2 separate regions of the Homo sapiens genome follow, and region 1 is linked to region 2. A link is an interaction called in ENCODE POLR2A ChIA-PET data of the cell type or tissue named here. Cell type or tissue: OCI-LY7. All regions are shown on one strand. Each heading gives the region's core, and the rest is flanking DNA. Links, peaks and the distances in the headings are about the cores only.

What was found. Peaks named below come from ENCODE experiments on the same cell type or tissue, not always from the same donor. Only the 100,000 strongest peaks of a DNase experiment are listed, where the experiment ranks them.
Region 1: POLR2A ChIA-PET joins it to region 2 with 5 read pairs; 2 of 35 experiments call an interaction of 5 or more read pairs at or near these places.

What each region holds. Positions count from the first base shown.
Region 1 is chr6:135,030,602-135,035,986 of GRCh38, reverse strand. The region is part of intron 4 of HBS1L (HBS1 like translational GTPase); the gene reads left to right. Among named protein-coding and RNA genes, the nearest start is that of HBS1L, 22 kb to the left of the region's middle. In OCI-LY7, for the core only: no CTCF peak of the experiment used is centred there; no DNase peak of the experiment used is centred there.
Region 2 is chr6:135,157,490-135,162,874 of GRCh38, reverse strand. No RefSeq gene overlaps it. Among named protein-coding and RNA genes, the nearest start is that of MYB, 21 kb to the left of the region's middle. In OCI-LY7, for the core only: no CTCF peak of the experiment used is centred there; a DNase peak (open chromatin) is centred at 3,174.

The DNA of each region.
Region 1 (5,385 bases), core at 189-5,188, 130 kb after region 2:
AATGAAAATCTTTTAAGGGACCATGTAAATATAGAAGTTGGATTAATATGTGAATTATTTTTATACATTTTTAAAAACCATTTGTCCTAAGTATACACTTTAAAATAAATATATAAAAAGTGTTTTCAAGTATGGTTGCATGTTCTTTGAATGGAGAATTTTACCAGATCTCTTTAGCTTCTGCTGCTGCTGCTGCTTTTTTTTTTTTTTTTTTTTTTTTTTTTTTTTTTTTTTTTGAGACAGAGTCTCGCTCTGTTGCCTAGGCTGGAGTGCAGTGGCGCGATCTCTGCTCACTGCAAGCTCCGCCTCCCAGGTTCACGCCATTCTCCTGCCTCAGCCTCCAGAGTAGCTGGGACTACTGGTGCCCACCACCACACCCGGCTAATTTTTTTCTTTTTTGTATTTTTTTTAGTAGAGATGGGGTTTCACCGTGTTGGCCAGGATGGTCTCAATCTCCTGACCTCATGATCCGCCCGCCTTGGCCTCCCAAAGTGCTGAGATTACAGGCGTGAGCCACTGCACCCGGCCTGTTCTTATTATTTTTTTTAAGATGGAGTCTCTCTCTGTCGCCAGGCTGGAGTGCAGTGACGCTCACTGCAGCCTCCGCCTCCCGGGTTCAAGTGATTCTCCTGACTCAGCCTCCTGAGTAGCTGGGACTACAGGTGCATGTCACCACGCCCAGCTGATTTTTGTATTTTTAGTAGAGACGGGGTTTCACCATGTTGGCCAGGATAGTCTTGATCTCTTGAGCTTGTGATCCACCGCCTAGGCCTCCCAAAGTGCAGGGATTATAGGTGTGAGCCACCACGCCCGGCCTAACTTGTTCTTTACAATAAGTAATGGAATGTGGAGTTTTCCTTTTTGCTACTGACAGTTGTGTGCCCCACAGTGACAAAGTTTCAGCAATGCAGGATCAATAGAAGCTTTTCTAATCAGTAGAATAATTATGTAATTCATCCCTTAAAGCAGTGGTTCTCAACTAGCAATCAGAATCACTGGAGGAATTACTTCAGAACACAGATACTGTGGCTTCACTCCATATATGCTGAAGCAGTCTCTGTGGAATGGCATTTGGGAATGTGTATTTTCAAAATTATTCCCCAAAATGTGTATTTCTGTTCGAGAACCATTGCCTTAAAGGGAGGAATCAGTAGAATGAGTTATCAATGCCAAGAATAACATCTGACCAACTTGAATGAATAATTTCTAGAAATCAGGAATACCAAGGAAAAATGCTACTTAGGAATTAATGGCCCTTTGCATAAAATGATGGAGATATTATTAGTATTCCTTGGAAAAATATAATACAGTAGTATCTAAAATGTTATTTTATTAGTTTTTTTGAGACAGAGTCTCACTCTGTTCCCCAGGCTGGAGTGCAGTGGCATGATCTCGGCTCACTGCAACCTCCGCCTCTCGGGTTCAAGCGATTCTCCTGTGTCAGCCCCCCGAGTAGCTGGGATTACAGGTGCGTGTCACCACACCTGGCTAATTTTTGTATTTTTAGTACAGACGGGGTTTCACCACGTTGGCCAGGCTGATCTCAAACTCCTGACCTCAGATGATCCGCCCACCTCGGCCTCCCGAAGTGCTGGGATTACAAGTGTGAGCCACCACGCCTGGCCAAATATTTTTTTTAATGAAAATGAAAAGGCTGGTCTTTTCCTAGTAAATATTTTTTCTCTGGCAGCTACTTTACTGTGCATTTGATAATTTTTTGTATTACTTTTGTTTCTGTTTATTTTCAGAATGACATTCTAAAATTTTAATCTGTGTCATGTTTTTATATTCAGTATTTTGATGGGAAAAGTTAAGATGGCATTATGTCTTTTTTTTTTTTAAACCAAACACTTCTTGATTTCTTGTGTTGTCTTCAGGTTTTTGTTTTTAATTGAATGTATCAGTGCACCATAATACTAATGCTTAGGACATCATTTAAATCACAAGCTATATTTTGTGAATGATTTTAAAATTTGAGTTATCCCAGTGGTTGAGATTGTTTTTCTGGTCTTGAACCTTGATCAAACATTTTAGTAACTTTGAATTAGTATATGACTGAACTAGATGTATATATTAGCAGTCTCCAACTTAGGAGTGAATTAATTGAATTATAAGAGTTTGTAACTGATGATAATTACTGATAGGTTAGGTGCTGCACAAGTGGTCCACATTGCACATGAATCCCCAAATACTTATGTAATCTACACTGTAGTTGAATAGCAGCACTATTGTGTTACCTTCTTTTATAACAAAGTAATTTTCAAGTGGAAATGCAATACTTTTAAAACCATATAGTAGACCTTCTAGGGTGAACTAGGTCTCCATTTGTTGGCTGATTAGGGTTGTAACTACTAGGTATGAGATTCTTTTGGTGGGGAAAAAATTAGATATTATAGGGTGGTAAGAGAAGGCAACAATACCTTAAATAGGTTTCCAGGCTTCCTATTTTCCTTGGCTTGGCTGCTGGTCTGTCAGGCATGTACATGACAAGTACTTGCCCTGTTGACTAAGGGAATGTCACAGTCTCTTTGAGACTGCGAAGGTGGAACTGAGCAGACCTTTCCACCTTCCACCCTTGGCCATCGATCCTTGGTAAAAAGCCAAGTGTCTGCTTATTCATGAATACACTCCTTGTGATGATTGTTGGCACTAAGTGTATATTCTGTACCAGCTGCTGTTTATTGATTGCTGTCTTAGTAGCTCAGGTATGCTACGTGTTTTAGTTGACTTTATTTTCCAGTTCAGCTGTAAATTTTAAGATGCAAAGCTGTTTTTATTTGCATTATGATCAAGGGCATTAATAATTTACTTTAGAAATAGAAATAATATTGTAATTATATTCTAAATGATATAAAATACATTATAAACAATTTTTGCTCTTCACTCTTTTTGGTTTCTTAAAAGATCTGATGTTGTTCATGGATGGATGTTTTGTCCTTTTGCATTCTAAAGTCTTTAGGTGGCTCTTTTGGATATGATTCTTCTTGCAATAAATTGCCAAGAACCAGGGTTTCATTTCTGTACAGAGCACTTTTTAAAACTTTTCCTTTTTCCTAGTTACTAAACTGGCATTTTAACCTCTTTTTCTCCTTTTAGCTTTGAATCTGTCTTTCTTAAACTTGTCTTTTACTCTTTTTCTTCTCATATGTATTAATAACTATAGTCAGTGTTTTATATTTAGTTTTTAGTACTCAGTGGGAGGTCATGTAACTAATTGTCATACCAGGGATAAAACTAATAAGGTGCTCATTTTTTGTAAGTAAAAGGAACCACTGAAGATAAAATACGGTTATAGAGAAGAATAATGAGTTCTCATATGATTATTTACCTTTTTAAATTGACCCTGAATCTGTATGTGGACCATTGCAAATAAACAAGTATACATTGTATGTTGAGAAAGTACTGTGTATCAACATGTTTTTTGTGTTCATGCAGGTATATATTTGGTTATAAAGTCAGTTTTATAATAGTTTAGAAATTGTTTTATATATAAACAGATTATATATAAATGTGGACTAGACAGGGAGGGATTAATATGAATTTCTATACTAGTTTTCCTTTACCTATATATTTATAATGACATAAAGCTCAGCTTATGCAGTTATACAATTTTAATTTTTAGATTGTAAAAAATTTGTCACATTTTGAATATATATATTTTGTAAAAGCTACATTGAAAGAAATTAAAATTCTGAGATTTTCCTAAATCAAATGTAAAAACATACAATCTATCCATTAGGATTTTCTATATAAACTTGATATTTCTGAATGGTCTTTTACTCATTTATGCTGAAAGTACTGTTTTATTTCTATAAACAAATTAAAAAACAAACTACCTGGTTGTGAAAATTTTATTTTAAGGTATTTAGCATTTAGAATTCTTGCCTTCCATGGGGTAAAATTTTATATATTCTTTTACTTTTTAGGACTCACATAGAAACACTCTTTAAGTATAGGTTGTGATGAATATTGGTGATGTAATTGCAGAGATGACAGTGCAAGGCAAAGGAAATGATAAGCTGGGTATGGTGGCATGTACCTGTAGTCTGAGCTGTTTGGGAGGCTGAGGCAGGGGGATTATCACTTGAGTCCAGGAGTTCAGGTTCAGCCTGGGCAGTGTGGTGAGACCCCATCTCAAAAAAAAAAAAAAGAAAAAACAAAACTGATAAAATGCGTATTTATTTCCGACATTGACATGCCTAATTTATATTGGATGAGTGAAGGAAAGCAGTTTAGTTGCAGGATATAACCCAAGATGAACAAAGATATGATTCTTACGTCAAAGGGGAGGAGGATATATGCACACTTCAGCACATGATTATCTTTATTGCAGTGTGGCATATTATACCCTTCAAAGCTGACACCTTTGTCTTCCTCATCCAAGGTGCCACCTTCTCTTCTGTTTCCCGTCTTTGTTATTACTGTCACCATCTAGTTAACCAAAATCAGGAATCTAGTATCATCCTTGGTTCATCTCTCTTCACCTGCTACTCATAATTGATTACCATTCCTGTTATTCCCACCTTATAAATAAGTAAATGTATGTGTGTGTGCACATAATATGCATACATATATAGTCGACTCTTGTTATTTGCAGTAGTTATGTTTTATAGTCACTACGAACACTGAATTAATGAATACTGAACCATTGCTCCTACAAGAAATACAGAGGTAGGTTCCTGTGAGCCTCTCATAACATTTTCATCAATCAGTGAATACATAACATTGTTTTATATGTGTCTCTATTTAAAGACACCTTATTTAATGGATGTGTATAGCATGGATTCATTAACACCGAACTCATGGCCCACAGCACTGGAAGTCATGCCTTATCTAATATCTTTTATTTGTTAGGCACATCCTAGCCTTCTTGTGTTTAGAATACTAAGCACTACACTTACAGGCCATTTTAAAAATTACCAACAAAAAGTACAAAATTACCAACAAAAAGTACAAAACTGGAAAAAATGCGACACTAAGTAGACCATGAAAAGGACATTTGTTTACAGTATGAGAGCTGTATCAAAAAGGCCGACGTCACCTTCTGTGAAATTGCATGTTGGATGACTCAAATTTTTCGCTGCTCTGCACATGTCCACAAGTGATTGCAAAAGTGAGTAGTGATTTTGGGATTACAAGTAAATTGTGATTAGGTGAATTCACAAATGTAGAACCTGTGAATAATGAGAATCAACTGTACATTTTTTGGCCCACTACTCTTTATTGTTATTTTTCCTCTTTATTATTTTCTTCTTTATTGTTACTTTTCCTCTTTATTGTTACATCTTTATTGTTACTTTTGTTTTCATTATTTTATTTACTGTTACTTTTCCTCTTAAAGGCCATTAGCTTTTAGCAGAATTACCTAAACATCTAACTGGTTTC
Region 2 (5,385 bases), core at 164-5,163:
TGCTGCAATGCCAAGAATGGCCACTAGGGAACTGGGCCCACTTGTCAACTTGCCTTCTACCCAAGTTGGTAATAAAAAAAGCCTAAAACCTGCGTCCGTTTTTCAAATCATTGTGGAGTAAAAGATACATATTTCTTTTATGCTGAGATCTGGAACTTTAAAAAATCACAAGTGGTGTTTTAAATGTATTATTAATGCAGAACACTTTATTATAGTTCAATAAAGAATTCTATGTCTCCATTACACAGACTAATGACACCTCCAGACATAGTTATAGTAATTTTCCCAGCTGATACAGTTTAATTAATGATATAAGGACATAATTACATGTTTCAGTGATCTTTCACATATTTACAGGAACTGCTGTAACTAGCTTAATTAGAGTAATTACGTAAATAGCTGATAATGCACAACAAATTACAGGAAAAAATCTTCTATAGTTTGGTGTGTTCAATTTCTAAGCAAGCTTATAGAAGGAAAACATTTACATCTTGGGATAAAATGTAAGACTATGTGGCCTCTAAATTTTGTTGTTCCTAACCCAGCAGAACATAACTGTTGGAGGTTTAACAGTTAACTTGTCTTCCTTTTGTAGTTCTGTTGCAGACCTCATGTCAGTTGTTGGTTGTGTTCTATGAAATTGCTCATTCTGCTTTGCCACTGGCTGAAGTTTCATGATGAGTTTTTTTGTCATGTTGGGTAGTTATTATATTGCACTCACTGAGAACTGGAAAGGGCGCTTAGGGAAAAGGTTGACAAATCTCACACCTCTTTTTCATTTCCTTTCTTGTCCTTTCTTTAACTGATATCTTCTGTTTCCTTCACACTCATACACAAAGATGTTTCTTTGGACTGTCCTTTAAGCACTCTTTCTGTAGTTAAACACATATTTGTAAAGACTACAATTGATGTTCTCCTGTGGAGTTCTAGTTCTGGTTACCCACCACTCAAGTCCTTTCAATGTTGTCTTTCTCATTGAATTGATCAGCCTTTGAGTCCTTAGAGAGAAGCAAGAGCCCCTTTTTAAGTGAAATAATGCCCCTCCTTAATCAGCTGGTGTGTTTCCATTGGCTGACATCAGGCACGCCCTCTAACTTCCTTTACTTTTGCAGACTACTAGATCCATATCTTGGTGCTTCTTGTGGAAGAAGACCTAAGGAAATCCAACTGAGCCAAAAGAAATATCAGCCTTATGTAGAGGATAGGGTCAAATTTTAATTCCAGTTTGCTTAAATCAATGACTCATCGTTTTGCACATTCATGCTCTGCCTAATTTTTCTGTCTTTTACCTGCCCTACTTTCTGTCCTGCTATCCCACAGCATGAGACCTCTCTGTTGGTCAGGCCAGACTCTTGACTGTCCTGTGAACACACTTCTAAATCCATGTATTTATTTCCTTTTTGTCTTCCTTTTTACTGGATTTTACCAGTTTTTGAGCCCCTCTTAGGTTTACTTCCTGCAAGAAGCCTTTCATTTCTAATCTCATTGATTTTTATCTTCCAGGACACAGCCTACACTATGAAAATCAAACAATTCTACACTGTCACGTATTGTGCATCCACCTCTTCTCTCCAACTACATGGAAGCTCCTGGAGGACAGAAGAACTGTGATTGATACTTTATCTCCCACCAGATATCAGGCATTCAGTAAATTCTCATTCACAGATTCAGGAATATTTAATCAGGACCTCTGCATGCGATTGTGCAGGCTACATACACACAATTCTAGGGGGCATCATCCAACATCAACTTTGCAAGGCTTTTTACTGTTACAAATATCTGCCCCTTCTACAGTGCCTCTTGCTGCAGCCACTGATGTCTATACCCTCATCTTTACCAACTGGTCTCACCCTGCAGAAATCTGGCATTAGTTAGTTCACCTCTACACAATAAGATTCACTAATCTCCCTCAAAGAATTCACAGTCTAACAGGTGACACAGACATACAAGTAAATAATTGCTAAATCTTTGGATATATGGAATTATAAGAGTATATAGGAGGGCTGGGCATGGTGTTCCACATCTGTAATCCCAGCACTTGGGGAGGCTGAGGCAGGTGGATCACTTGAGGTCAGGAGTTCCAGACTAGCCTGGCCAACATGGCACAACTCCATCTCTACTAAAAATAAAAAAATTAGTTGGGTGTGGTGGTGTGTACCTGTAACCCCAGCTACTCAGGAGGCTGAGGCACAAGAATCACTTGAATCTGGGAGGCAGAGGTTGCAGTGAGCCAAGATCGCGCCACTGCACTCCAGCCTGGATGAAAGAAGACTCCATCTCAAAAAAAAAAAAAAAAAAAAGTATGCAGGAATTGCAGAAATGGCGTAGGGGAGAAAGTAATATTTAAATTGTAGAATTAACAAGTCTAACTGGATGCTAGGTTGAAGTGGGGAGAGTGAAAGAGTCTAGGGTCACTCCTAGGTTTTTGGCTCTGGAGACTTCATAAGTGATGGTGAAGCTTGTGGGAGAGGGAATTCTGGATAAGGAAGAGGATGTCTGGAGAAAAATGAATGGTTTGGGATGTGTGGCTTCTGAGATGCCTGTGACACAAGGGAGATAACTGGTGAAGCATTGTTTTCATGAGCTTTGTGCTGAGAAATGGCAAAATGAGGAGCCTCAGCAGATAAGTGGTGGTTATATGGAGTGTTGGAGTTCCCAGAGAGAGTGTGTGTACAGGATGAAAAGGGAAAAGGGCCAAAAACTGAGTTCCTGAGGGTAGGAAGGGGAAAGCTAGCAAAGACCAGGCACAGGCAAAAAAGCCCCCAAAGCCCCAAGTTTCACCCCATGTCACAGGTCATGAGTTATGATAACTGAGGATAGACCCCCTCGAAGATCCTGCTTTAATAAATCCTTAGGGATGTTAGGGATTCCTAACAAGCACAACCAAATGGCAATTTAAGCATGAAATTTTATTTCCATATGAAATGGGTAGATAAACATTTCCTTTCTAAGCTTTCTTCACATTTTTAAAATATAGTAAACCCTTTAGAAAATTATTATCTTTTTAATAGAAAGATTAAGTTAGAATTAAATAATGAAGCAAATGTCCCTTGACTGTGGAGGGTAGGTCGAGGTGTAAGAACCAGTAAAGTGAGATCATCGGGGCACACTGGTGAGCACAGAGGAGGCAGAATTGCTCATCTGCCTTCACAGCCCTGCCCCCATGGCCAGTTTCCTGTCACAGTGTGCTGTGCTTGGCATGCTTGACCCTGAAGTCCCTTGCAGGAACCATCATTACCCATTGCTTTCCATTTCTGTGTTCTTTTCCCCTGCTCTCCTCTGCTCTACTCGATCAAAGTCTGTTTTAGGTGTTTATCCCATCCTTGCTTTACAGCTCCTTACAAATGGCTTTAAATTCATTCTATATTCTTATGATTCTGAATTTTCTTTTCTTTTCTTTTTTTTTTTTTTTTTGAGACAGGGTCTAGCTCTGTTGTCCAGACTGGAGTACAGTGGAGCGATCACAGCTCACTGCAGGCTTGAACTCCTGGCCTCAAGGAATCCTCCTGCCTCAGCCTCCCAAAGCCAGCTTGGATCTCTCTCTTCAATTCCAGACTGACGTAGCTAAATACCTGGTCCTCATTTTCCAACCCTTCTCTCTCATCCAGCTCCTTCTAAGTCTTTTCTTGCTTGTTGAATGGCAACTTCATTCGCCCAGTTATAACATTTGGGGGTTATCCTTGATTTCTCTCTTCATAATCCATTAAGAAATCTTATTGGCTCTACCCATAAAAAATATCCAGAATATGACCACACCTCCCCACCTCTCTTGCTCCTGCTCTGTTATTAGCCACCGTTATCTCCCACCTACAATATTATACTGTTCTTCTAACTGGCAGCTTGCTGTCTATTCTCAACACAGCAGACAGAATGATCCTCTTAACAGGTAAATCAGGCCATGTCACCCCTCTTCTCAAACCGTTTTTGATGGCTTCCCATTTGAGAGTAAAAACATAGGACTTGGCCAGGCACAGTGGTTCTTGCGTATAATCCCAACACTTTGAGAGGCCAGGGTGAGAGGATCCCTTGAGGTCAGAAGTTTGAGACCAGCCTGTGCAACAGAGTGAGACCCCATCTCTACTAAAAAAAAAAAAAAAAAAATTATCCTGGCGTGGTAGCCTGCGTCTGTAGTCCCAGGTACTCAGAAGGTTGAAGTGAAAGGTTCTCTTGTGCCCAGGAGTCTCAGGTTGCAGTAAAGCTAAGATTGTGCCACTACATTCCATCCTGAGCAACAGAGCCAGACCCTGTCTAACAAAAGTAAAAACCTAGGTTCCTATAATGAGTTATGTATGATTCACCAGCTGCTGCCACCATACTGGTTTTGTACCTCCTTCTGTTGTTTTTGCTCAGGGCTTCCAATCACCGTGGCCACTTGGCTGAATTTGGACTTACTGGGCTTGCCCCACTTCAGGACCTTGGCTCGTTTTTTTTTTTTTTTTAACCTGGATGTTTTTGTTTTTTTCCTCTATCCATGTGATTTGCTCCCTCACAGCCTTTAGGTCTTTTTTGTTTGTTTGTTTTTTGAGACAGAGTCTCCTTCCATCACCCAGGCTGGAGCGCAGTGGTAGTATCTCAGCTCACTGCAACTTCTGCCTTCTGGGTTCAAGCGGTTCTCCTGCCTCAGCCTCCCGAATAGCTGGGACTACCGGTGCGTGCCACCATGCCAGGCTAATTTTTGCATTTTTAGTAGAGATGGGGGGTTTCACCATGTTGGTCAGGCTGGTCTCAAACTCCTCACCTCAAGTGATCCACCTGCCTTGGCCTCCCAAAGTGCTGGGATTACAGGCATGAGCCACCACACCCTGCCCCTTTAGGTCTTTATTCAAATTTCTTTTTGCTGTATGATCCTCCTGTACACATCAGTATTTAAGCTCCCCGCTCCCACATTCCCAATGCCTCTTCCTTGCTGAATTTTTCTCTTCAACGTTTAAACACTTTATTTGGACTTATTTATCTTTTTAATTGTCTCCCCTGCCTCTAGAATATAAACTGAGAGGGCAGGAGGCATCGTTTCCCCCAGCTGTATCTCCTGTGCCTGGAGAAGGGCCTGGCACATGTTGGGCACACAGTAATAATTGATGAATGAAGGAAGAGAAAGGACACAGTCACTTCTGCACAGCTTGTCCATAGACTCTCTGTCATCCCTCGATACCATTCAAAAAGATGTAAAACCCTTACTGTCTTCCCAACAGCTCCTGGATTGAGTGGGAAGAATTAGTAAATTCTGTCTAGTATACATGGGTTGGATATGGAGTAACCAAAATCATCCTCTTCTATTTTTTTCTATCTCCCATTATCAACTATTGTCTTTGTTGTCATTATCTTTGTTGTCATTATCACTTATTGATCACTTTTTTATGCTCTAGGAATTAGACCAGGAACTTG